2 separate regions of the Homo sapiens genome follow, and region 2 is linked to region 1. Evidence: read pairs that join two places in POLR2A ChIA-PET (ENCODE). Cell type or tissue: OCI-LY7. All regions are shown on one strand. Links, peaks and the distances in the headings refer to the core of each region. The heading gives the core; the rest is flanking DNA.

Region 1 (12,102 bases), core at 3,370-5,869:
TTAGGGGAGAAGTCCAGACTAGAGATAGAAATCTGTGTGTCATCAACACAGCAACTGGAAACATGGGTGGAGAAGAGGAGCAAAGAGAAGAAGTCTAAGGTTTAAGACCTGGGGCACTCCGACATTTAGAGGTCAGCAAGATGAAGAAAAAAAGATCCCCACAAGGAAGCTGAGAAGCTTCCTTGAGAGAGAAAGGGGCCAGTTCATCCCAACCAACAGAAGGAAGGGCAGCACAGGTGGGGAAGTGCAGGGAGGCTGGAATATCATGGTAGGAAGTATGGGAAGCCGTTGTCTGAGGAATTCTGTTTTCTTAGTGGAGTAAGAAGATAGACCGTTCACTGATAGTGGAGGAGGGAAGGATAGATTTAGGGGATAGAGAAAAGATGTGAACCAGTGCCAGGGATGTGGCAGAATTGCTGGACGGCACAGAGGACCTTGGGGGCCCACTCCTGGGGGCTTTCTGGACACACCACTGCCAAGAAGAGATTTCTCATTGTACAAAATCTCACACAAGTTTTGAAAAATGATCAGGGCAATCCAAACCAGAAAAGCAAAAATTTTGCTTCTAGCTATTGTTAAATTTGGCTGGCAGCCTTTTTCCTTCAAACTGTATATCTCTTATCTGTCCCATCTTCATCTCCTCAAAGATTGCCTCAGTTCCTAAGAAGGACTTTGGAAATAGTCCCTAAAAGAAAGTGATGTTCTTATATTACTATCTATAGTGATCTTCTTCTATAGTAAAGAATTGATGCCACTATTATCTAAAAGCTTATATGAAATAAACTAGTAAAATATGGTATATGAAATAAACTAATTTTTCAACATACACTACTGAGCATCTGTTACATGTTGAGGTGAAAAATTAAGAAACATTGGACTGTATCCTTAAGGAACTTAAATCTACATAAGGAGTCAAAACTAATATACATGAAACAATTGAAAAATGTAATTTTGTATTTGATTTTATTACTTTTATATATTAATATTTAAAATTATATAGAAATTGTATGTGTTATAATTTATACTAATGAAAAAATTAAGAATGTACAGATCTTTTTTGTATGATAGCAAAAAGAAAATGGAAAAATCCAAATGCCTTACAGGAAATGATTGGCTAAATAAATGGTGGTTCATATATAAAATATGAATATCATGGATCCATCAAAAATAATATTGGTGGCTGGGCACGGTGGCTCATGCCTATAATCCCAGCACTTTGAGAGGCTGAAGCAGGCAAATTTCTTGAGCTCAGGAGTTTGAGACCAGCCTGGACAACATAGTGAAACCCCATCTCTACCAAAAATAATAATAATAATGAAAAAAATTAGTGATGAAAATTTATGTATATTGATATATTAATATTTTGTTAGTATAGTTTAACAATAATTTGTATAACTATTTACAATAGGATCCTATTTGTGAAAAAAAATTGCCAGTGCATGCATAGGAAAAATCTGGAAGGCTATATGCACAGTGTTCAAGTGGTTCTCTTGAAATAAAGAGCCTATAAGTGGTTTTACTTTTGCTTTTTAAAAAAATTTTCTGTAATATAAATATATTACTTCTGTAATAAAGGTAGCCAATAAATGTTGTAAAATTCAAAATATGCATAATTAAATTCTAACAAGAACTTAAGTATTGTAGATGTTAAGAGGAAAAACAAATTATGAAGGTTAAAGTAGCCAGAAAAGGTTTCACTGAGAAGGTGGAATTTCAGTTGAACCTCAAGGCCAGGAAGGAGTCAGAGAGGAGGGAAGGTGGCTGGACTTTTAATGCAGAAGGACCCCTTGAGGTTACACTTTCATCTGACTATAGCATTCATATCTTGCAGTGTTGGGAAAGAGTGAGAGGTTGTGATGTCAAGAAGGATAGGTCAGAAGTGGAAGGTATGGGGGATTGTGCCTGCTGTCATGGCTAGCAAGGAGTACTGAAGTACCATGGTGACAAAATGCCATTGTGATCATGACTCATTTTTTCAAAATGTAGATTTTTCCTTCTTTCCCCTCCCAATGGCCAAGACCTTGTACCTGTTACTTGCCTGTTTTCTTTTTTTCCAGACACACCTCGAGCATACACAACCTATGTACTAGCACTATTCTAACTTTTGGAGATAAAACACTGCATAAGTCAGGGCTCCTGGACTAGTGGGGAAGGTGAACCGGTGAAGAAGTCCTCACAGCACACCATGCTAAGGGCCTGAATAGGACAAAAGTCTTCTGGCAAGTGACTTTGCTTAGGAGAATGTGGGATGGCTTCCTGGAGGAGGTGACAACAGAGCTGGATTCTGAAGGATGAGATTTTGTGAAAAGAAAATGTTGGAAGGTCATTCCAGGCAGGAAAATTGGAGTAGCGAAAGTGCAGGAATTGAGATGGTTAGCAGCGACAGCCAGTGGTGGAATATGGGACTGGAAAGGTAGACATGGGAAATCAGCATGAAGGTGTAATTTTATCCACAGATCAAAATTCTCATTGAACTTTTCCAGTGAAGTGCTCAGAATGGCAGAGAAAATGGAATGCTAACTTCCTAGGGATCTGAGAACATGGCCCCAAATTGCCTTTTCAAAGCATAAAATGTCTTTGCAGTTTCCTGTTACATGTTAAAAAATCACCTGAACTTCTTTTGTTCTCTTTGAAGTACATGGGTTGATTTTACTAAAAAAGTTTAACAATTTGTGACGATCAGGACTAAAAGTTCCTCTCCCACACCCAAAATCAAAGTACTGAAGGATGTACTTGAGGAAAATGCTCCGAGTTTATCTTCTAATTTCCCCAGAAACACTGAAAAGCCTGGCTGCATGGGTAGAAAGCCGATGAGTGATCCCCAGTTGCCAAAGAGGCATAATCAGATCTGGTTTTGGAAAGAACACAGCATTGGCCATATGAAGGGGCCTGAAGAGGCTGGAGACTATAAGACAGTAGCTCAAGTCCTACAGCCTATGTTAAGGCAGTGAGCAGGGCTGGGAAGCGCTTATGGTTTAGGGGTCATTTGCTTGTGGGAGGAGACGGAGAGGGAGGAAGAAGAGAAAGAGGGAATGGAGACCTCTAGCCTGTGTGACTAGGAGGGAACTGGCCCTGGGAGGCAGGAGGAGGCTAAGATCACTCTGGTAAAGGGTGGAGTCAAAAGGAGGGAAGTTTGACTTCCTCAATGCTGAAGTTTGAGGAATAGCTGGGTTGGGGATGGATGTGGGCACAGAACAAGGAGTTTATGAAAAAGACAGGAATGGAGCCAACAGGAAGGTAGAAAATCAAGCAGAGACTGGGAAGTTGAGGAAGGTAAGGAAAAGGGCATTTCAATGAGGGGCCTGGGAATAGCATCCCATGATTAAGAAAGGTCTGGTGGGATGGGGGCTGTGTGATATGACAGCAAGGAGCTTCTAGACCCACTGCAGAGGAGGGGGGGAATGAATGAGAGAAGTGGGGGCCTGGAAAGATGGAGAAAGGCAGGAAGGTAGGAATCTGAGTGAAGGAAGAGGTAGAAGGTAAGGTAATGGAGCAGATAACAGAAGGAGCACTGATGTAGAGGAAAAAAATGGCAAGAATGCAGAACTCTGGGGCAGGGGTAAACATGGGTAGGTGGAAGAAAGGCAGAACATGAGCATTAAACAGAATTTGCAGGACGGGGGAGGATCACTCAGATCTCGCCTCTGAAAACTGTCTGGATTACAGGGACATCCAAGAAAGGGATGATGCAAAGATTTTGAAGCTTCAGGATAAGATGTAGGGCCAAGAGACATGAAATTTCGGGTAAGAGCTTAATTTTTCTTTTTTACCTGGGAAACAGGGAAGGAGGTGATTAGGTCAGGCTCAGGTAAGCAAAATAATAATAAAATTTATAATAATCACAAGATTACTTTCTTTTTTTCCCTTTTTTTTTTTTTTTTTAAAAAAAGCTCTAACAATGCTTCCCTTTTTTTACCCTCAGGGTTTGTGATGCCTAGTTTTTTCTAAACTACTCCATTAACTAAATGTCCATCTCTTTATTCTGCCCACCTCTAAAAGATGTTTTTGATCAGTGGTCTGAGTTTTAGCTTTTATTACATCTTTGCTTAAAGAAACTTGGAAAAGTTTGGTCGTAGACAGAAGTAATCTGACAATTTTTAAATTACTGTGAAAAGAAAGCCTTGATGCTTTTATTTTGATAAAAATATACTTGCGATTGAATTATATTTCTCAACTCAGCTTATGAGTTTTTGAGAGACACAGAAAGTTGAGTTCACTAACCCTATAGCAATTTCCCCAAAGAATATGTAAGATGGCACCTACAGTTTCTAATCTGTTTTTCACAAATCTGTTTATGTGATATAATTATGCAAGGGCATCCAACCTGAACAGTGGTTGCAGCAATGTGCTGGTCAGCACAGCTGTTCTGTGCCCCGTGTGTGCATCCGGCATAGTGCTTATGTGAATGACAGACATTTAGGTGTCATCGGTTTCTCCATTTTCCCCAGGTGCTCTCTAAGTAGGTCTCCCACAGTACCACACACTGAGGAGCTAATTTCTCTGCCTTTCGATTGTTAGGTGTGTGTGGAAACCCAGTGTTTCGTGCCCCAACTTGAATTGAGCCTTTGGTGATTTTGCAGAAGGCTGAAAACATGGAGGTGTGCTGTGTTTGTTCCAGCTGCACTTCAGCACCCTCTGGATTTACAGCTCTTCCCAGGTCTTGTCAACAGGCATGCTTCTATTGGTACATTTCCTTGGTGCTTAATTTTCTAAAGCTGGAAAGGATGGTCTAGGGAAGTGGGTTGGGATATAAGGTGTCTTAAGATTGGTGGCTGGGCCATTGTCTAGAGGAGGAACCCGTGCTCCCAGCCTGATGACCAACTTATGCTAATGAAAGCAGATGCTGAATCGGAATGCTTATTAATTTATGATAACCATAAGTGGGTTATTTGCAGGATAGCCTACTTCATTCTGGCAAGCGCTAAGTGAACACTAATTCTTTTCTCTGACACTTTGCTTTTTCAAATTCAGTGACAGATAAAATGTTTATCTTTATGTCTAATCTCACTTCTCTTACCTGCTGCCTCACCTGTGAGTCCATTGCCATCATAGACAGTATCTTTTAAAAATAATTGATCTTGGAATAATGTTAAACTTTAGGAAAAGTTTCAAGAGTAATACACAGAACTACCATATCTCCTTCATGCAGATATCCCAATTGTTAATATTTTAACACATTTGTTCTCTCTTTCTCTCTCCGTATGCCTGCAGAAATATCTAATATAAACACCCATTACCATTATTCTCTTTCTGAATAATTTGAAAGTAAGTTGTCAACAATGATGCTCCATCAGCTGCTAAATGCATCAGTGCACATTTTCAAAAGGAATAATGGTACATAACCACAATACAACATCCAAATCAGAAAGTAAGCATCAGTATAACAATACCACTCAATCCAGAGACCCTATTCAAATTTCACCAACTGTACCAACAATATCTTTTTTCCTTTCTAGGGCAAAGTTTGAGTCAGGATCATGGGGTACAGTTAGTTGTGCTAGCTCTTTAGTCTCCTTCAGTATGGAAAGCTCCCCCTGACATATCCTCAGCCCAGGGAAGCATTAGGGGAAGGGGCAGGAAGGGATAAAGGAAGCACAACTGCACCTTTTTTGACTGTTACTGGATTCAAAGTGTTTTACTAAATTTACTGAGCTGTTCACTTAAGGTTTTTGCAATCTGTGTTGATAAGTTATGTCTCCATTTTTAAAAACAGAAATAGTCAAGTGAAAATAAAGGTTTATACTTAGTTGATACCTAAGAAAGCATCCCATGTGCATGAAGATCACTCACCTCACAAGGATTTTGCATATATTGTTCTTTCTACCTCTTTTCTTCCCCCCAGCAAACTCCTACTCATTCTGCTCTCAGCTAAGTGGAGCTTTCTTCACCACTACCCAGGTCAGATCCTCTTTATAGGTACCTTGGACCTAAATCCTTTGCAGCAATTATTATAATTATATCCACCCCCTCTTTTTTAAAATTTACTTTTTAAATTATGGTGAAATCCACATAATATAAAATGTATCATCTTAATCATTTTTAAATGTACAGTTCAGGAGAGTTGAGTACATTCATATTGTGCAACCAATCTCCAGAATGCCTTTCATCTTGCAAAACATGAAACAACTCCCCAACCCCTGAAAACCACTTTTTAACTTTTTATATCTATGAATTTGACTACTCTAGGTATCAGTTTCTCCACATCATCACCAATACTTTTTATTTTATTTTTTTTCACGTTAGTTTTTTTTTAATAGTTGGCATCCTTATGGGTGTAAGGTGGTATCTCATTGTGGTTTTGATTTGCATTTCCCTAATGATTAGTGATATTGAGAATTTTGTGTGTGTGCTTGCTGGCCAGTTGTATATCTTCTTTGGAGAAATGTCCATTACATTCCTTTTCCTGTCTATCTATCTATCTATCTATCTATCTATCTATCTATCTATCTATCTATGAATGACAAGGTCTCACTCTGTTGCCCAGGCTGGAATGCAGTGGCACAATTATGGCTTACCACAGCCTCAAACTCTTGGCCTCGAGTGATTCTTCTGCCTCTTTCTCGCAAGTAGCTCGAACTACAGGTACACATCATACCTGTAGTTTTTAAACTGCTAATTTTTAAATCTTTTTGTAGAGACAGGGTCTTACTTGTTGCCAAGGCTGGTCTTGAATTCCTGGCTTCAAGCGATTCTCCCTCCTTGGCCTCTCAGTACTGGGATTACAGGCATGAGCCACTGTGTTCAGCTTGCCCATTTATTGATTGGGTTGTTGTGTTGTTACTGTTGAGTTGTAGGAGTTTTTCATATGTTCTGGATATGAACTCCTTATCAGATAGATAATTTGCAAATATTTTCTGTCATTTTTTAGATTTCCATTTCACTCTATTGATTGTGTCCTTTGATGGACAGTTTTAAATTTTGATGTAGTCTAATTTGATTATTTTTACTTTCGTTGCCTGTGTTTTCGGTGTCGTATCCAATAAATCATTGCCAAATTCAATGTCAAGGAGTTTTTTCCCTGTATTTTCTTCTAAGAGTTTGATAGTTTTAGCTCTTATGTTTAGGTCTTTGATCCATTTTCGAGTTAATTTTTGTATATGGTATTACGTAAAGGTCTGTCTTCATTCATTTGTATGTGGATATCTGATTTTTCCAGCATGGTTGAAAAGACTCTCCTTTCCCCATTAATGATCTTGACAACCTTATCAAAAATCATTTGACCATATATATGAGAGGTTTTTTTCTAGACTCTCTTGTATATATGTCTGTCTTTCTGCCAGTACAATGCTGTTTTGATTAACATAGTTTTGTAATAAGTTTTGAAATCAGTAAGTGTAAGACCTTCAAATTTGTCCCTTTTCAAGACTGAATTGGCTATTCAAGGTCCCTTGAGATTTCATATGAATTAGGATGGATTTTTCTATTTCTGCAAAAAACACCATTGGGATTTCCATAGGAAATGCATTAAGTCTGTAGATAATCTTGGATAGTATTGCTATTTTAACAATATTAAGTCTGAATTCATGAACATGAGATATCTTTCCATTTATTTTGTGTTTAATTTCTTTTAGTAATACTTTATAATTTTTAAGTATGCAAGTCTTTTGCTTCCTTGGTTAAGTTTATTCCCAAATATTTTATTCTTCTATTGCTATTATAAATGGAATTGTTTTCTTAAATTTCCTTTTTGAATTGTTCATTTATTCCTCTTTTTTCAAGTGGAGTCACCTGCTCATTTTTTATCTTTTTCTCTGGGCCATAAGCTTCAGGACAGTAGAAACGGCGTCTGGTTTTGCTCAGAGCTAGACCCCAAGTTCTTTGTATAGCACTTGTCAATGAGTATGTGCTCAATAAACACTTGTTAAAATTGTCTAATAGTGTTAGATTAGCTTAGTAGACCCACTGTCTATTCTTATATGTGAACAAATGGTATACTGATGCTGAACCACTTACCTTGACTATCTTTTCAGCCCTCCTCCTCCCTCTTAAAAAGTGATACCTCAAGGCGGGGAACATCACACACCCGGGCCTGCCGAGGGGTGGGGGCCAAAGGGAGGGAGAGCATTAGGACAGATACCTAATGCATCCCAGGGCTTAAAACCTAGATGACGGGTTGATAGGTGCAGCAAACCACCATGGCACATGTGTACCTGTGTAACAAACCTACGCATTCTGCACATGTATCCCAGAACTTAAAGTAAAATAAAAATTTTAAAAAGACACCTAATATTTATTGAGCATGTAGATGTACAAAGTGTCTATGCATGTGTTAATTTGTTTTTCACAATAACCCAGTGAGGCAGACATAGAGTTGAGAGTTTGAGTTCTGGAGTCAGACTGTCTGAGTTTGAGTTATTTAATCTCTCTGTGCCTCAGAGTCCTATAATAAGGGATTTCTAAAATGCATACCTTTTTGGCTTGTCTTGAAGTTTAATTAAGATATTGTATGTCAGATCCTTAGGACATAGTAAGTGCTTAGTGAATACTGATAATTATTATCTCAACTTTTCAAATGTGGAATCAAGGTTTAAAAAGGATAAGCTGCCTTCAATCACACTCAGGCAGTCTAGAACTTGTAAGTACTTAAGCCCTGCATTGAAGTGTACACCATTCGCTTCTATATCTGAGACCAGGTGAGGAAACTCACAAGGCCCTCAGAAATAAAATGTCTGGAGAGTCTGCAAGAAATGGAACCCCCAGGATGGCAGAACAGAGTGTGCAGGGTTGTCCTGATTTTGCCAGCCCCTTTCATTCTTCAGAAACTCCTTGAAACTCCTATCAGGGAAGTCAGGGGGTTCTGAGAGGCAATCTGACTCTACAAACTAGACGTTTTTGCTCAGTAGATCAAATTCTGTCTGTAGATCTGCCAGACAGCCAGCATGGCTCAGGTCTAGGGGAGGATGGTGAAGGAGGGTTGGCTTCTAGCATTATTCTGGGCCAGAAGAGGAGCCTGGGGTCTGACTCACTCTCCATCTTCTCATGGACTTCACTATCAGCACAGGCACACCCACCTTCATCTTGGTCCTATTCTCAGTACTAGGACTTTGTAGAAATGGAAGGGGTCCTGCTTTTGAGAAAAGTCCAGGACCTTGTCCCAGAGTCCCAAGTCTAGGGGAAAGCATGACCATTCCAGTAGTCACATTAGCTGCAGGTTCATGTAACATCAATGGCTAACATGTGTTGAACACTCATTATTCTTAGTGCTTTACTTGCAGTATCTTATTTTATCTCTGGATGACCAACTCATTCCAGTTTGCCTAGAACTTTCCCAGCTTTAGCACTGAAAGTCCCACATCTCAAGAAGCCCCTTAGTCTGGGGCAATTCAGGAGGTTTGGTCACCCCAAGCACCCTGGGAAGTAGGAAGCTTGGCAGAGAGGAGTGAAATGATTTTCTAATGACATACCCCTATCAAGTACCAGAGGCAGGATTTGAACTCACGAATTCTGGCTCCAGGGCCTCTTCTCATGACCAACATGCAAGGCTGCCCAAGCCAGTATAAGCTGCCTCTGCCAGCAAATGTTTGGGTTTGGTCCAGATACCAAGTAGATGGCAAATAGCACTGGTGGCTATGGGGAAAATAGTAAATTGTACAGTATGAAAGTTCCCAAAATTAAAAATGGAGACTTGTACTTTGTTGCTGACAAAATGCCAAAGATTGCTTTCTAGACTTGACTGGCTGTCAGATTTGGTGTCTCGTTTGATTCTAATATTGGTGGTGCCTTTAATTTTGGTAAGCATGAGATTGGGAAATATGGACCAGATTGGCATGGTGGATAGGTAGCTTCAAGGCGGAGTGGTGCAAGGTGGGATTCTGGCTCTCCTTGAAGGGCTTTCATATCCTGCACTTACTCTATCATCTCTATGGAACCACTTAGCGGCCACCATATCTAGTCTTGGTTTGCTTCTTTTCTTCTACTTCCTGTGCAGTTCCTCTCTGCTGCATTTATGTATCCTTTTCTACTCCTCTCTCCCACTCCCAGAAGCACTAACTTGGTAATGCTACTTCTACTCCACAGTCAGACCAGAGGTGAGCAGCCTGGCACATGCCAGCTCGAGAAGATTGTAAACCTGTCAGCTACCAGGACAGGCTCAGGGAAGGAAATGGGAGAAGCACAGAGCAGGAGGACAAGCGTGCTAGTCACACAGGCAAACACTAGCAACTTGGCGATTTGCTGGAGGTCAAAGAAATGATGGGGTTATTTGTACTTGGATATTTTAATTTTCTTATTTAATTAGATTGTTCTTCTGTTGCAAGAAGTAGAGACCTTTCCAAGGCACTATGAGAAAGAGGTCAGGGGAGTAATGGTAAGGAAACACATGGATTCAATCTGAAACTAGAATTTTAAAGCTGTCAGGTTCGTCTCTCAAGGGCTATGGGGTTCTGTTTTTCTCTGAGTATCTCTGCTCCATTCCTTGAACTTCTGACCAGCTTTCTCTGTTTACTTGGGAAGTCATGATGTGAATCTCAGCCCCATCCACTGAGCATCTGGGTAAGTCTCCTGGAGTAATTTGTCCATGCATCCATTGGATTACTAGTCTCCACTTGCCAAGTGGCAGAACGTCAGCTCTGCCTGGACTCAGTGGGGGATTGGGGAGATGGCTCTGTTAGCTTCTGTGGCTCTGCCATGGCTGTTCTGGCTGCCACTCCAGCCCTCGTTCATGTTGCTTGATAGCACGGCCCATGCTGCTCCACAGAGGTGCTGGCCAACCCTGACCTCTAATACACCCCAGGACCTCTGTTCGCTCACTTGCGGGCATCTCCCTCCTAAGGAAATGGCTGCTTCTGCTAGCCTCCTCTGGTCTAGGTGATGTGGGGGACGATGATTCCCATGGGAAGCATGGGAAGCACAATAGAGGCACACTCTATTGTGTCTATCCAAACCTTACTAATTTGGAGTTTTGTGGGGTGGTGTGCTGTGTGTATGTGTGTGTGAGTTCTTTTGGTTGGATGACACCACTCCTCCCTGGGAGTGGAGATTGTGAAGGAAAGTCTGGATTTCAGATGGCGCTTCAGACTGTATTCAAAGCCACTCTTCTCATCCCACACCCAAGCCCTTCTTCTAGTCCACCCTACTGGATTTCTTCATTGTTTTGGGGGTTTTCCTTCCAGGGGTTAGTTGCTCCCTGCAATTTAGCCCGTGTCACTTTCCTTCTCTCCTTCTCTGGCCTGTCAAACAGACATGCTGGTGTGTGCAAACCCAGGAAAACTGAGGAATGTGGCTGGATTCTTATTGCATGGCCCTTGCATGTTCTGTGAATGTACAGAGGATCTCTAGGGCTTCTTCCACCTCACAGACAAGCCAATTCGAGCATTGGCTTGGGGTCCAGCCAAGATATCCCTTTATGTTCATAATTTCTGTTTTCTAAAACTTTTAAAAACAAATGTGTCCCTTTTTAAAGATATGACTCTTCATGACCATTCTATATCTGTCCTTTTAGCTTCAACTCCTATTTTCTTATTTATTAGATCTTAGTTCAAATGCATGTGAGGAAAAATCTGATTGGCTCCACTTATGATTTAACACAGGCCGGGCATGGATTGGCTGCCTTGGCCCAACCCTGGTCCAATCAATTTACCAGCTTGAGGTGGGTGGCGAGAGGGGAGGGGTGTCCCAAGGAACAAATCATGGTCACCCAGGCCTTCACGTTCAGCATCTGCTGTGCATAGGATACTCTTTCTTTAGAGTCACTATTGATGGGTAAACACAATGACTGATACCTCAAATACATTCATACTTCAAGAATGAACTGTTTTCTGAAATATCAACATGGGGGCCTTCCCCCCATTAAAATTTCCAACCGTAGTGTGCTTTCTTATTTCATTTTAGGTATGAAAAATGATATAGAGTAGGAGTGTTTGGGAGTCTTCTATGTTTTTGTTGCTTAGATGATTCCCATGTAGATTTCTACACTATTCGATTTCACACAGATATGGAGTGATTCACAGCTTAGAAGAATATTGCTGTGTCCTTTTCTGCTGCCTTTCATAATAAGACTTCAATTGCTTTTAAAACACTAACTAAATCTCATTAACATTATCTCCCACATGTTAATAGGAAAAACAGGTCTGTAGAACAGTGACATTTCATGATTAAAAATAC
Region 2 (12,102 bases), core at 3,481-5,980, 360 kb before region 1:
ATATTTGAAAGAAAGAAGAAACTCATAATCCCCTGAACTGAATAGTCACAATGTCCAGCGAATTTTAGGGCAATAGACATTTTCTGGGCGCCAGCAATGGGTCCAACACTGGATATTCAGAGATGATCAAGTCACTGTCCTTGTCCTTGAGGAACTGACAGTTGAGGGCTGGGGAGACAGACAAATGTATAGATAACTCAAGAGTAAGTGATAAGCACTAAGCCAGAGGTCAGATCAGGCTTCCACAGGCAGGTGCCCAGCCTAACTGGGGACTCAGGAAAGGGGCTTCCTAGAGAGGTGATGCATAACCTGACTCATTCATTCATTTAGAGATGGGGTCTTGCTATATTGCCCAGGCTAGTCTCAAACTTGTGGCCTCAAGTGATCCTCCTGCCTCAGCCTCCCAAAGTACTGCGATTACAGGTGTGAGCCATGGTGCCCAGCCATGACCTGACTCTTAAAGAACAAAGGAGATAGAAAAAGTGGAGGAATGTCCAAGGCAGAGAGGAAGTGGCATAGGCACAAGTGCAGAGTTTGATTTTATCAGGGATCAAGTCCTAGGAAGGGAGTGGATGGTGACACTGGAGAGGTAGCTACAGACTGGAACACAAATGGCAGGAGATATCCTACTAAGAAGCTTGGACTTTCTTTGTTGGTGATGGGAGCTGCTAAACACAGACATTTTCCCTGGTGGTGAGTGTCAAAGAAACCCACAAAACAACAACAACAACAATAACAAAAAACCCTGACGTCCAGGGCTATCTTGATAACATATAACATCCTGTGCTTTTCTAACATTTCATCCTTGTGCTTTCGTTCTCATTAGCTGGTGGCTCACCATGAGGCCAGGAGGTGCTGCAAACAGTCTGAGGAGCCACACTTAGATCATGACCATACCATGTGGCCTCCCTCTTCTTCAGCCTGACACAGACATGGCACCTGAGATGAGTTTCTGTTATTTGGTGGCAGAAAGGTGGAGCTGAAGGAGGTTGAGTTGGTTGTCTTCAAAGCTACAGTCAGGAGCCAGAGGTCACCTGGATTTACTTTCTGTAGTTTATGGTTGCTTATCAAGGAGAAGGGGCGGGGGCACATAGCTCTGAGTATGGGGGAGCCTGGGAGACGGGAGTTTGTTTTCTGTGACAAAACACTCTCAGGCACAGGGATGGCGATGACAGCCACCTTGAGGCAGAACTGCAAAAGAAAGGACCCTGGGCCTGCAAAGAATGTCAGGAGATCATCTCCTGAGCAATGGCCCCTCTGCAGGTAGGCGTCCTATCTCTATTCCATTCTCTTCTGCCAGGAGGCAGGAGAAAGCAGTGGTACAAGACACGATTTGGAATCAGACACCTGGGTTTGCATTCAAGTTCTACCAAGTACTGGGAAGTTTTCCAGCCCTTCTGCAGTTCCCTCCTCTGTAAATGGGGATAAAGGAGTGCCTGAGTCATAGCGTTCATGTGAGGATTAAATGGGATCATCCATAAAAACAGTTTAGAAGAATACCTGGACCATAGATGCTCATAATCAACATCAGTTATTTATTCATTTTTTTTTGAGACAGGGTTTCACTCTATCACCCAGGCTGGAATGCAGTGGCGTGATCTCCACTCACTGCAACCTTCACTTCCCCTGCTCAAGTGATTATCCTGCCTCAGCCTCCCGAATAGCTGGGACTACAGGCACGTGCTGCCATGCCCGGCTAATTTTTTGTATCTTTAGTAGAGACAGGGTTTCTCCATGTTGGTCAGGCTGGTTTCAAACTCCTGACCTCAAGTGATCCACCCGCCTTGGCCTTTCAAAGTGCTAGGATTACAGGCGTGAGCCACCACATCTGGCCAACATCAGTTATTTTCACATGTTGGATGGAAAATAAAAAATAACTACCTCTATATGAATAATGACTGAAGGATATAAAATATTGACACACTATTACACACCTGCGCGCATGCATGCGCGTGCAGACACACAAACACACACACACACACGCACAGATGTAAAGCTATTATTTCTGTTGAGAAACTTCTTAAAAAATAAACCCAAACTTCCGCAAAGGGTGACCCTTCTGTCTACTTTTCCAACTTTCATTGCTGTTACTTTACATTAGTCCTGGTCACTTCAGGTTGCTGATCACAATGGATGGGTCAACTCACCAATTTGCGGATTTCACATTCTAAATTCTGAATACAGTCCAGTTTCCTTTTGCGGCAGCGCTGGGCCGCGATGCGGTTCTTGCTGCGCCGTCGGACATCATGAATAAACTCTAACTGTTCTGAGGTTAGCTTGTGCATTTTAATCATCATCTGGAAATCGTTCCTTGGAAGATCTGTGATTTGATCTACAGGAAAAGGAAGTTTTACCTGAAACCAAGAATAACAGAAAATGATTATGGCAGCTGGATTTTAATTCTGGCAGGCGGAACATCAAAAATGATAAAACCTCCTTTTTATGATGACCAAGTAATATGGAAACTACTGAAAGCAAGCAGTGATTACTTATTTCCTGTTTAAAGACAGATAAGATGTAATAATACCTGGATAATCAAACAGAATAAGAACACATATATTGCAATGTTATTGTCTCTGAGATTTTTGAAGCAAATGACATGAACAATATTGGAAAATGTGTCATTTTTCATTGATGTAGCACTTTTGTAAGAAAGATTCTAGTTAGTTGAAATGTACTTCCATAAGACCTACAGCCTAACTCAATAAAATGACAAGTTATAGGGAGATACCACATAAGGACATATCTAAAGCCCCTGAATGAAGAGAGCCCCATGTATCCTGAAAATGCTGGAGACACAAAAAACCCAGTGTGATTCTTAGTTACAATAGCATATGGGAGATAGGAGGAGATAACTTGGATAGGCTTCACTAGCATATAGTAGGAGTCAAAAGAACCGGGCTTTCATCCTTCTCACCAGACATGAGACCTCAGGCTAGCTACTCCACCTCTCTGAGATTCAATTTCCTCATCTGAAAAATAGGGCATTTTAAAAAAGCCGTACAGTGCTATACAAGTGTTGGGCACTTTGGGAATTTATTTTCCAATTTTACAATGAAATGTTGACATTCCTTTATCAAAAGGTGAGATGCATTTTTCCTGCCTTTTGACCAACAGAATGCAGCAGTAGTAATGGTGTATAGTTTCTGAGGCTAGGTCGAAAATTAGCTGCCATGCCTCGAGGACATTCAAGCAGCTCTGTGGAGAGGCCCATGTGGAGAGGGGCTGATGCCTCTAGTCAACAACCAGCATCACCTTGCCAGTCATGTGAACAAGCCACCCTGGAAAGATTCTCTAGCCCCAGTCAAACCTTCAGTTGAGTGTAGCCCCAGCCAACATCTGACTTCACCTTATGAGAGATCTTCAGCCCAAACTGCTCAGATGGGCAACTCCTGAATTCCTGACTCACATTCACATTTCTCATAGAAACTGTAAGAGGTGTTAAGTGATTACTATTGTTTTAGGTCATTAAGTTTTGGGGTGATTTATTATGCAACAATAGACATTGGATGCAGGTACTTGCCAGCAAAATTCCAAATCTTGACAAATTCCAATTCTTGACAAATCAAGGCAAATAAGCATTATCTAAAGCGAGGACAGCAGTCTCCTGAAGGATGGGTTTGTATCCTTACTATGTTGTTAAATGATTGCTTATATTTCTTTTTTTTTTTTTTTTTTTTTTTTTTGAGACAGGGTCTTGCTCTGTTACTCAGGCTGGAGTGGAGTGTTATGATCACAGCTCACTGTAGCCTTAACCTCCTGGGCTCAAGCAATCCTCTTGCCTTGGCCTCCCAAGTAGCTGGGACAACCCTGCCCAGTTAATTAAATTTTTTTTTTTTTTTTTTTTTTGTAGAGATGAGGTCTTGCGCCACAGAGAAGGGGAAAAAAAGAGATGAAGTCTCACAATGTTGCCCAGGCTGGTTTCAAACTCCTGGGCTCAAGTGATTCTCCCTACTCAGCCTCCCAAAGTGTTGGTATTACAGGTGGGAGCCACTATTCCTGGCCTGAAATATTTCTTTTCTTTTTTCTTTTGAGATGGAGTCTCGGTCTGTCACCCAGGCTGGAGTAGAGTGGCACGATTTTGACTCACGGCAAACTCCACCTCCCTGGTTCAAGCGATTCTCCTGCCTCACCTCCTGAGTAGCTGGGATTGCAGGTGTGCACCACCATGCCCAGCTAATTTTTGTATTTTCAGTAGAGATGCGGTTTTGCCATGTTGGCCAGGCTGGTCTTGAACTCCTGGTCTCAAGTGATCCGCCCGCCTTGGCCTCCCAAAATGCTGGGCTTACAGGGGTGAACCATGGTGCCTGGCCTGAAATATTTCTTAAGAATAGCAACCAGTGAAAAAGACTGCATGAAAGAGCCCCAAGTGCGGAAGGTGAGCAGCAAACCACTACTCTATCTCAAGAGCCTCCTTGGCACCCATGAGGTGACACAGGCTTGCACCTTTGAGCAGTTTGTCACTCCCCTTCCCGAGGCTCTTGGGGATTCAGCAGCTTCTGGGTTCAGTCTGGTCCTGCTTCAGAAGCTCCTGGAATAAAAAGGTTGTGTGCTGCCAGGCTAAGAGACAACGTGTGGGTTAGCTCAGATTGCTTCATTCTTGTTTACATTCACGTCTGCTCCGGATGAGCCAGCAGATGGCACTACAAACCTAAACTTCCTTCAAGCACTAGCCCAGCCCTGTCTAATACAAACAATACGAGCTACATTTGTGATTTTAAATTTTCCAGCAGCTACATTAAAAGAAGTAAAAAGAAACAGGTGAAATGAGTTTGAATACTGTATGTTATTTAACCCAATAGATAAAAATACTTCCAACATATAGCTAATATAATTATTAATGAGATAGTTTACAGTTTTTTTTTTTTTTGTGCTAAACTTTCCAAATCCAAAGCACATTTTATCCTTACAGCACATCATAATTCAGACTAGCCACTTTCAGGGGCTCAACAGCCACGTGCAGCATGAGGCAAATGGACTGGACAGTGCCACTCTAGGAGACAGAATAAATGGACTCAATGAATCCCAGCAGCCAGAAAAACATATGGGTCTGGGCTGAACTGATCAAAATGCTCTTGGGTGAAGAAACCAACCCCTCGATAGTGTTCAGATGCTGCAGGGTTAAGTCTGTGTTCTTCAAGGGAGTGAGGATGAAGACATTTGATCCTGAGCCCAGGTTTCTCTTTGGTTACATCATTTGCAGGCAGACACGAGTCCCGGCTGCCGGCATGTGTGGCTAGTCAATTCCCGTGCACAAAGGCAAATGTACAAAATGATCATTTGACTTTTCTGTGGTTGGGTGCAAGCTCTTTGTCAGGTTCCATCACAGCTCCGAGCTTGTGCAGTGTGGCATTTACTGAAGGTTCCCAGCAGGTGATCTGATTCAACTTCTACCTGGTGAGCTCTGTCCCATGACACCTGTAAAATTTTGGTCCAAGAAAGCAAAATCGCAGTAGGGCCCATGACACCACTGTCGGCTTGGCCCTGCTCCGACTGCTAAAGACAGGCAGCCAGGACAAACAGTTCCTTGTTATGGGCTCGGGAAAGGCCTTTGTGCACGGGGCTGTGTTTGCACAGGGCTTCTAATGATATGAAAGAATGTTTGATTTCCCTCTTATACCCGTTGGATAACAAACACACTCAGATCCTGCACGGTGTCTCCGGAACACAGAGGTCTGTCTGTTGGAGATGTGGATGTTCCAACACAGCAGAGGTGGTGGCGCTTTGGGGGCTTGTGGAGTTTTCCCTCTGATGACAACAAAGCCATTCTGCTTCTGCTCTAAATGTGTTTACTTACTCTCAGAAAGAAGATATCCCTATAGTTCAGGCCACAGGGAAAGTCAAAAGGATGTCTATACCAAGAGCTACTGTATTTAAATCATCCAGACAGTGAATATAAAACACTAGGGGAATAGGAGGGAGAGTTGCCAAGAAAAAGAAAAAAATCACCAATGCTAGTTTCAAAGTCCTTGAGACAAAAAGCCATACAACACTTCAGCAGAGCTGCTGCAACACAATCTGCTTTTTAAAGAGGGTCAGAGGAAAAGGTAATGGGTCAACTATAGACTTTCTCCCAGGTGAAAAAAACCCCAACTCACTCTTGTTTCTCTTTACAAGTCTTGGTTCCCCCTCTAGCAAGGGAGGACTTATGTTCACTGACATGCGGGGGTCTCTGAGGTGTTCTCAGACAGGCACCGGGTCGGGGTGGGTGGGAACTTGACCACATCCAAGTTGTTTCTTGAGTAATAAGTTCCAAGCCAAGAACATCTTGTCTGGAAATAAGGAGTAGCCACTGACTGTTTGGTCCCGTGGAGGACATGCCTCTCCCAGGCTCTCGGCACTCAAAACATTCCTCAAATGGGGCTGAGGAGTCAGAGAAGGCCAACAGACCTTGGAAAGCGGAAACACATCAAGAAGGTTGAGGCCCACCTCTTTTCCTTCTAGATAATTATTCTGAGCCAAACAGGCCCAGTTGGGCTTAACATCTTATTAACTGTCCCTCCACACACTTGCTCCTCCAGGATCTCACTTCCCAGCAGTGGCTTGGTTTCCTAAAGAGTCCCAACAGCCAATGTGATGAGGTGAAGAGTCCTGTGGACTGTCGCCATCCCCACTAGTTATACTCAGCCACCCACACACAGCTCCGGACACACAGGCTGCATATAAGGGGAAGGGCACGAGGGATTCATGGGCGCCACTCTTTAGCCAGGGGTCTACCACTTTGGTTCTCAGTGGAGAATCGGAGAATCAGGGCAGCCACTGAGTCAGCAGGCCAAGGGCCAAACAGGGCACCAGAGGCCTGTGCCACAGTTGGCACAATAAGCTGCTGTTGATTTTATTCAGCCCAGCAAAGTGTTGACTCTTCCCCCTCTGGAACACGACAGGAGCAGCAGGACCGAGGTGGGTTTTTAGCACGGTACCTGCCCTGTCCTGCTAAGCACGGCTATAGGAGGGTTAGTTCTTCTGGAGATTCCAGCTTTACACATTTTTTTTCTTTTAAAGACAGGGTCTCGCTCTGTTGCCTAGGCTGGTCTCAAACTCCTGGCCTCAAGCTATCTTCCTTCCTTGGCCTCCCAAACTGTTGGGATTATAGGAGTGAGCCACCACGCCTGGCTAGGCTCCAGCTCCTGAGCAGTCAGTAAAATGGATAGTCCCTGCAGTGTGTCCAGGGATTCTTAGGTCCAGGTGTGACATCTGGACAGTGCATGGAACCTACATATGTCTCCTTGCATGCTGTCTGCACCAACGAGGCAGAGGGGAGGCTGTAGGCTGGGCCCTGGAATGCCGGTGCTTCCTTCTCACCAAACAGAAATCGGCTGCTTTATTTCTCTTCCCTGCCAACAGCCACGACCATTCTTCAGCCTAAACCATCATCCCCTTCCTCCCAGTTAAAAGGAAACATTGAAAAATTATATAAGTATTATATAATTATAGATTATTCTGTAAGTATTATATAAAAATTACATATTATATAAATATAGCTTTCATAAAATATAAGACAAAAGAAGGGAAAAAAAATTCTCATCCCCAAATGATGACTCTCTTGCTCTGGTAGATTTCCCCGTGATCTTTGTTTTCTCTGCATCTTTTTTAGGAGTTGCAATCAAGTGGTGCTGTATCTATCTCACCCAACAAACATTTCGCTTGCCTAGTGTCTCTGCTTTGCTGGGTGAAGTTTACTGGAAAAGCAGGAAAGTAGCTGCAAATTTTGCAGAAAAAGCCAGAAACAAATATTTCCTGTAGAAATCTCAGTGGAAGACTAGTTTGTTAATATTTTTTCCTACTTCATTTCTTGGTTTTATTACCAGATGTTGATTGAAACCCATGGGAGTAGGGTCACATTAGCATGATACCCTGAGACACTGATGGTGTGGTCAGCTCTCCGAAGTCTTTAACGCCTGTACTCTGAGGAGACCCTCAGATCCCAGGGAGCTGTCGAGGGAGGAAGCAATATGCCCATTGGAGATGATTCCAGTGCTGCTGGAACCAGGACAGCCAGCTCAGTGCTGGGCAGATGGCAATGACAAAATCTCCCCTCCCAGGTGAAGAAATGTTTCTCGCGCAATTGTCCTTCCACGCCCTCTTCTCATGGTCCAGTTTCTAGCACAAATATGGGACACCTGGGATTCAGTTGTGATACGTCAATTAATTAGTTGTGTGATCTCAGGCAAGTCTTCATTCTGTCTGTCCCAAAGTTCTTGGAGGATCTAGGAGTCACAGGGCGATAACGCCTGCCCTACTTAGCTTACAGGGTTGCTATGAAGAATACAACTGGATGACAGGTGGAGAAAGTGCCTGGGAAAGTTTCAACTGCCTGATAGATACAAGGTATTATTATTTCTGTTTATTAGCCCTATCTATCTCTGTCACATGGTTTCGTCTTACAGACATGTGCTTTGGAATTCCAGACACTTACAATGTTCTAGACAACATAAAAACACTGTTTTAATTAGAAATATGGCTGATTTCTATGCTGCCCAGCAAGGTTTCTTTTTATTAAGCAGACCAATTACAGACACTTCTAAAAACTTGCCTGATTCACCAAACCACAAAAATGATTGTGAAAATTTTACATACAACATGTGTCTCAAAGTCAGCATTGGGGTGGGAAGAGTTAGAGTCAGATGGCTCTTCTATTCTGTACCATTTCCATGTTTTCTCTGGACTTTATCTCTCTCTTCCCTTCTCTCTCTCTCTCTCCCGCCCCCTGCCTGCCCCCAACACACTCTCTTACTCTCATACACTTTTATCTCTCTCAGTGTAAAACATGTTAATAAAGCAAGTCCAAAAATCCATACTTTTGACTGTGCAAAGAAACTCTCTGTGGTGCTTCTTTACTAAAATCTACAATTAAGTAGAAATGGTCCAGTTACAAAGCTGTCTTACTAAGAGGCTTACTACTTTGGAAAATGACTGTAATTTTCTATAATTTCCAACATCTAAAAACAAACCTATAAACCATAATGAGATAAACCATAACTACTCACACCCACTAGAGGGCACTAACAAAAAAGATGGGCAATAACAAGTGTTGGCGAGGATGCAGAGAAACTGGATCCTTGATACACTGCTGGTGGGAATTTGAAATGGTATAGCCACTTTGGAAACAGTCTAGTAGCTCCTCAAAAGGTTAAATACAAAGTTATATGATTTAGCAGTTCCACTCCTAGGAATATTATGGAAATAACTGAAAACATGTCTTAAAAACAACTTGTACTCAAATGCTCACAGCAGCATTATTTATAATAGCCCCAAAGTGGAAACAACCCACATGGCCCTCAACCAATGAACAACAAAATGTGGTATTAGTCAACAAAATGGATCAACATTATGGAATATTACTCAGGAATTAAAAGCAACAAAGTACTAATACATGACAATATACCTGGTGAGTACATCAATGGCAAGGGTAAACCTTCAAAGCATTATGCTAAAGTGAAAGGAGCTAGACACAGAAGGCCACATCTTGCAAGATTCTATTTATACAAATGCCCCAAACAAGTACATCTACAGAGATAGAAGGTAGATTACTGGTTGCCTGGGGCTGAGGGGAGTGGGCAATGAGGAGTAACTGCTAATAGGTACAGCATTTCCTTTTAGGGTGGTGAAAATGTTTTAGAATTACATAGTGGTGATGGTTGTACAACATTGTGGATATATCAACAACCACTGAATTGTTCATCTTAGTAGGGTGGATTTTATGATATGGGAATTATGTCTTAATTTAAAAAATAAACCTGTGCAAGATAGACATACATAAAATTCAAACATTACAGACATACATAGAAATGAAACTTTCCCTACACTCCTCTCCAACGGTGCTCCCAGTTTTTTCTTATTCTCTATGCTGATTTTATTTATATGGTGTGTATATTTAGGAAACAAACTAGGACCTTGTGCATACTGCTTTGTGATTTTCACTTATGTGACTTGTTCATTTTTTTTTACTGGAAGAGAAAAATTCCCAACCTGACTTCTTAAGGAATATAGCAAATCCAGAAGTCATAAAGAAAAAGACTTATACCTTGACTACATAAAACTAATATTTTTTTATATGGGAAAAGGTACAATAAATAAAGAAGCAGACTAAGGGAATATCTAAGCAACATTTATGAGAAAGGGTTAATATTCCTAATATTAGGGATTAAGATTCCTACATGTTGATTTAAAGTTAAACAATACAAAAGAAAAATAGGCAAAGAGGTAAACCAGCAATTCACAGGAAAGGAAATATAAATGTTCAATACACATAAAACAAGATGTCAGCCTCATTAGTAGTCACCATTTTTTTGCCCATCAAATTGGCAAAAATTAAAAAGACTGGTGACAACTAGTATGGGCAAGAATAGGGGAAATTGGACACTCTAAGTTGCTGATGAATATGTGAATTGCTACAACATTTTGGGTAGGTCATTAGGTAGTATTTAATAAATGGGCACAACCTTTAGCCCATCTTTGAAACTAACCCACAAAAATAAATGCACCACTACTAACAGTAGGGTCACAAAATGTTTATTGCAGCAATGTTTATCAGAGGGAAAAACTGAAAACAACTGAAATGTCTGGTGATAAGTGACAGCTGAATGAACTACGATTTACGAGAACGAGAGATATTGGAGAAACATGTCTTGGCCCTGTGTGATCGACCTACAGCCACGTGCATGGTAGACAGCTACGTGAAAAAAGGAAGCTGCTAACTCTACAACATAATGCCATTAAAATAAAACCCAAACCCATAGAGAGGTGAATATATATTTGTATATTGTTGTAGGCAAAGAGAAAGCCTGTTAAATTTGGTATGTTTGGGGCTGGGTATGCTGTGTTCTAGAATTTAAAAAAGAATGTCATTTTAAAAAGCTGATTATTGATAAAGGATAATACTGCGCTAATTTGATCTTTCTCGAAGCCAGGGAACAGTTAAAAAGGATGGGAGAAGCCAACGACTGTGAGATGGAAGGGCTGCTTAACACGGTATAACTACAACATCTTACAGAATACAAGGTATGTTAACACTTCACTTTTGGTCTAACGTTTTGGCTCCCTACGGGGTGGAGGAAGACAGATTGGGAAAACACACGCGAAGTATTACACTGGCGTCTGGCAAGGGGTGGAAACTCCTGTCTTGATTTCTGACTCTGGTGTCTCCGTGGGGTTCACTTGAAAGAGAAGGCACCTGGATCCCATATGAAAGCAGGGCAGGGCAGAATTAGCCCAATAGATGCTGGCTTCTTCTGGATCAGTTCAGGAAAACAAGTTTTGACTTGTGGAGAAGGATCTGCCTTGAGCACTATTACTGGGGATAATACTTCAACCAGGGTCAAAGTAACTCCCTAAAGCAGGTTATCAACTCCTCGAGCAGCAGTCATGGCAAGTCCCTGAGACAGTTCTTGGAAACCTAACCTCCTCTACTCTAGGAAAACTAAGATGTCAAATTGGGAAAAACCTTAACTTTACTGTAACTGTCCTGTCCAAACTGTACCACTGAGAGGGGCTATGTTTTCCAAAATGGCATAGAGCTTTGGTAAATGTCTCTTCTTTCACTGTTCAGGAATGCAGAAGATGGATTTTTCTTTCTTTTTTTTTTTTTGAGACAGAGTCTCGCTCTGTCACCCAGGCAGGAGTGCAGCGGCGCGATCTCGGCTCACTGCAAGCTCCGCCTCCCGGGCTCACGCCATTCTCCTGCCTCAGCCTCCTGAGTAGCTGGGACTACAGGCGCCCACCACGACGCCCAGCTAATTTTTTTTTTTGTATTTTTTAGTAGAGACGGGGTTTCACCGTGTTAGCCAGGATGGTCTCGATCTCCCGACCTTGTGATTCGCCCGCCTCGGCCTCCCAAAGTGCTGGCATTACAGGTGTGAGCCACCGCGCCCAGCCATGGATTCCTTTTTTAAAGGTAAAAATAAGAGTATTTTTAAAAGTAGCGGTATTTCTCAAGGGGGGAAGGCTAGTCCTGTTCATGACTATTTTACAGGTTGAATGAGTCCTCCTTTTAATTGAGTTAATATTTTTAGTTCTAAAGTAAACAACTGACATGGTCCCAACATACACACAAAAAATGTGTTCTTGCTGTGGCCCCAAGACTTTAAGCTCTCTTTTGGGATA

Evidence for each region. Peaks named below come from ENCODE experiments on the same cell type or tissue, not always from the same donor. Only the 100,000 strongest peaks of a DNase experiment are listed, where the experiment ranks them.
Region 2: POLR2A ChIA-PET joins it to region 1 with 13 read pairs; 10 of 35 experiments call an interaction of 5 or more read pairs at or near these places.

The regions. Positions count from the first base shown.
Region 1 is chr6:90,300,145-90,312,246 of GRCh38, forward strand. All of the region lies in intron 1 of LOC105377891 (a long non-coding RNA gene), which reads left to right. Among named protein-coding and RNA genes, the nearest start is that of MIR4464, 6.5 kb to the right of the region's middle. RefSeq lists an enhancer at 2,932-3,076 and a cis regulatory region at 3,004. In OCI-LY7, for the core only: no CTCF peak of the experiment used is centred there; DNase peaks (open chromatin) are centred at 4,377 and 5,328; H3K4me3 peaks cover 1,970 bases; H3K27ac peaks cover 2,500 bases.
Region 2 is chr6:89,935,997-89,948,098 of GRCh38, forward strand. It overlaps BACH2 (BACH transcriptional regulator 2), which reads right to left. Exons shown (of 9, transcript NM_021813.4): 8 at 2,148-2,354. Among named protein-coding and RNA genes, the nearest start is that of GJA10, 48 kb to the left of the region's middle. In OCI-LY7, for the core only: CTCF peaks have their summits at 4,637 (motif pointing right) and 4,840; a DNase peak (open chromatin) is centred at 4,635.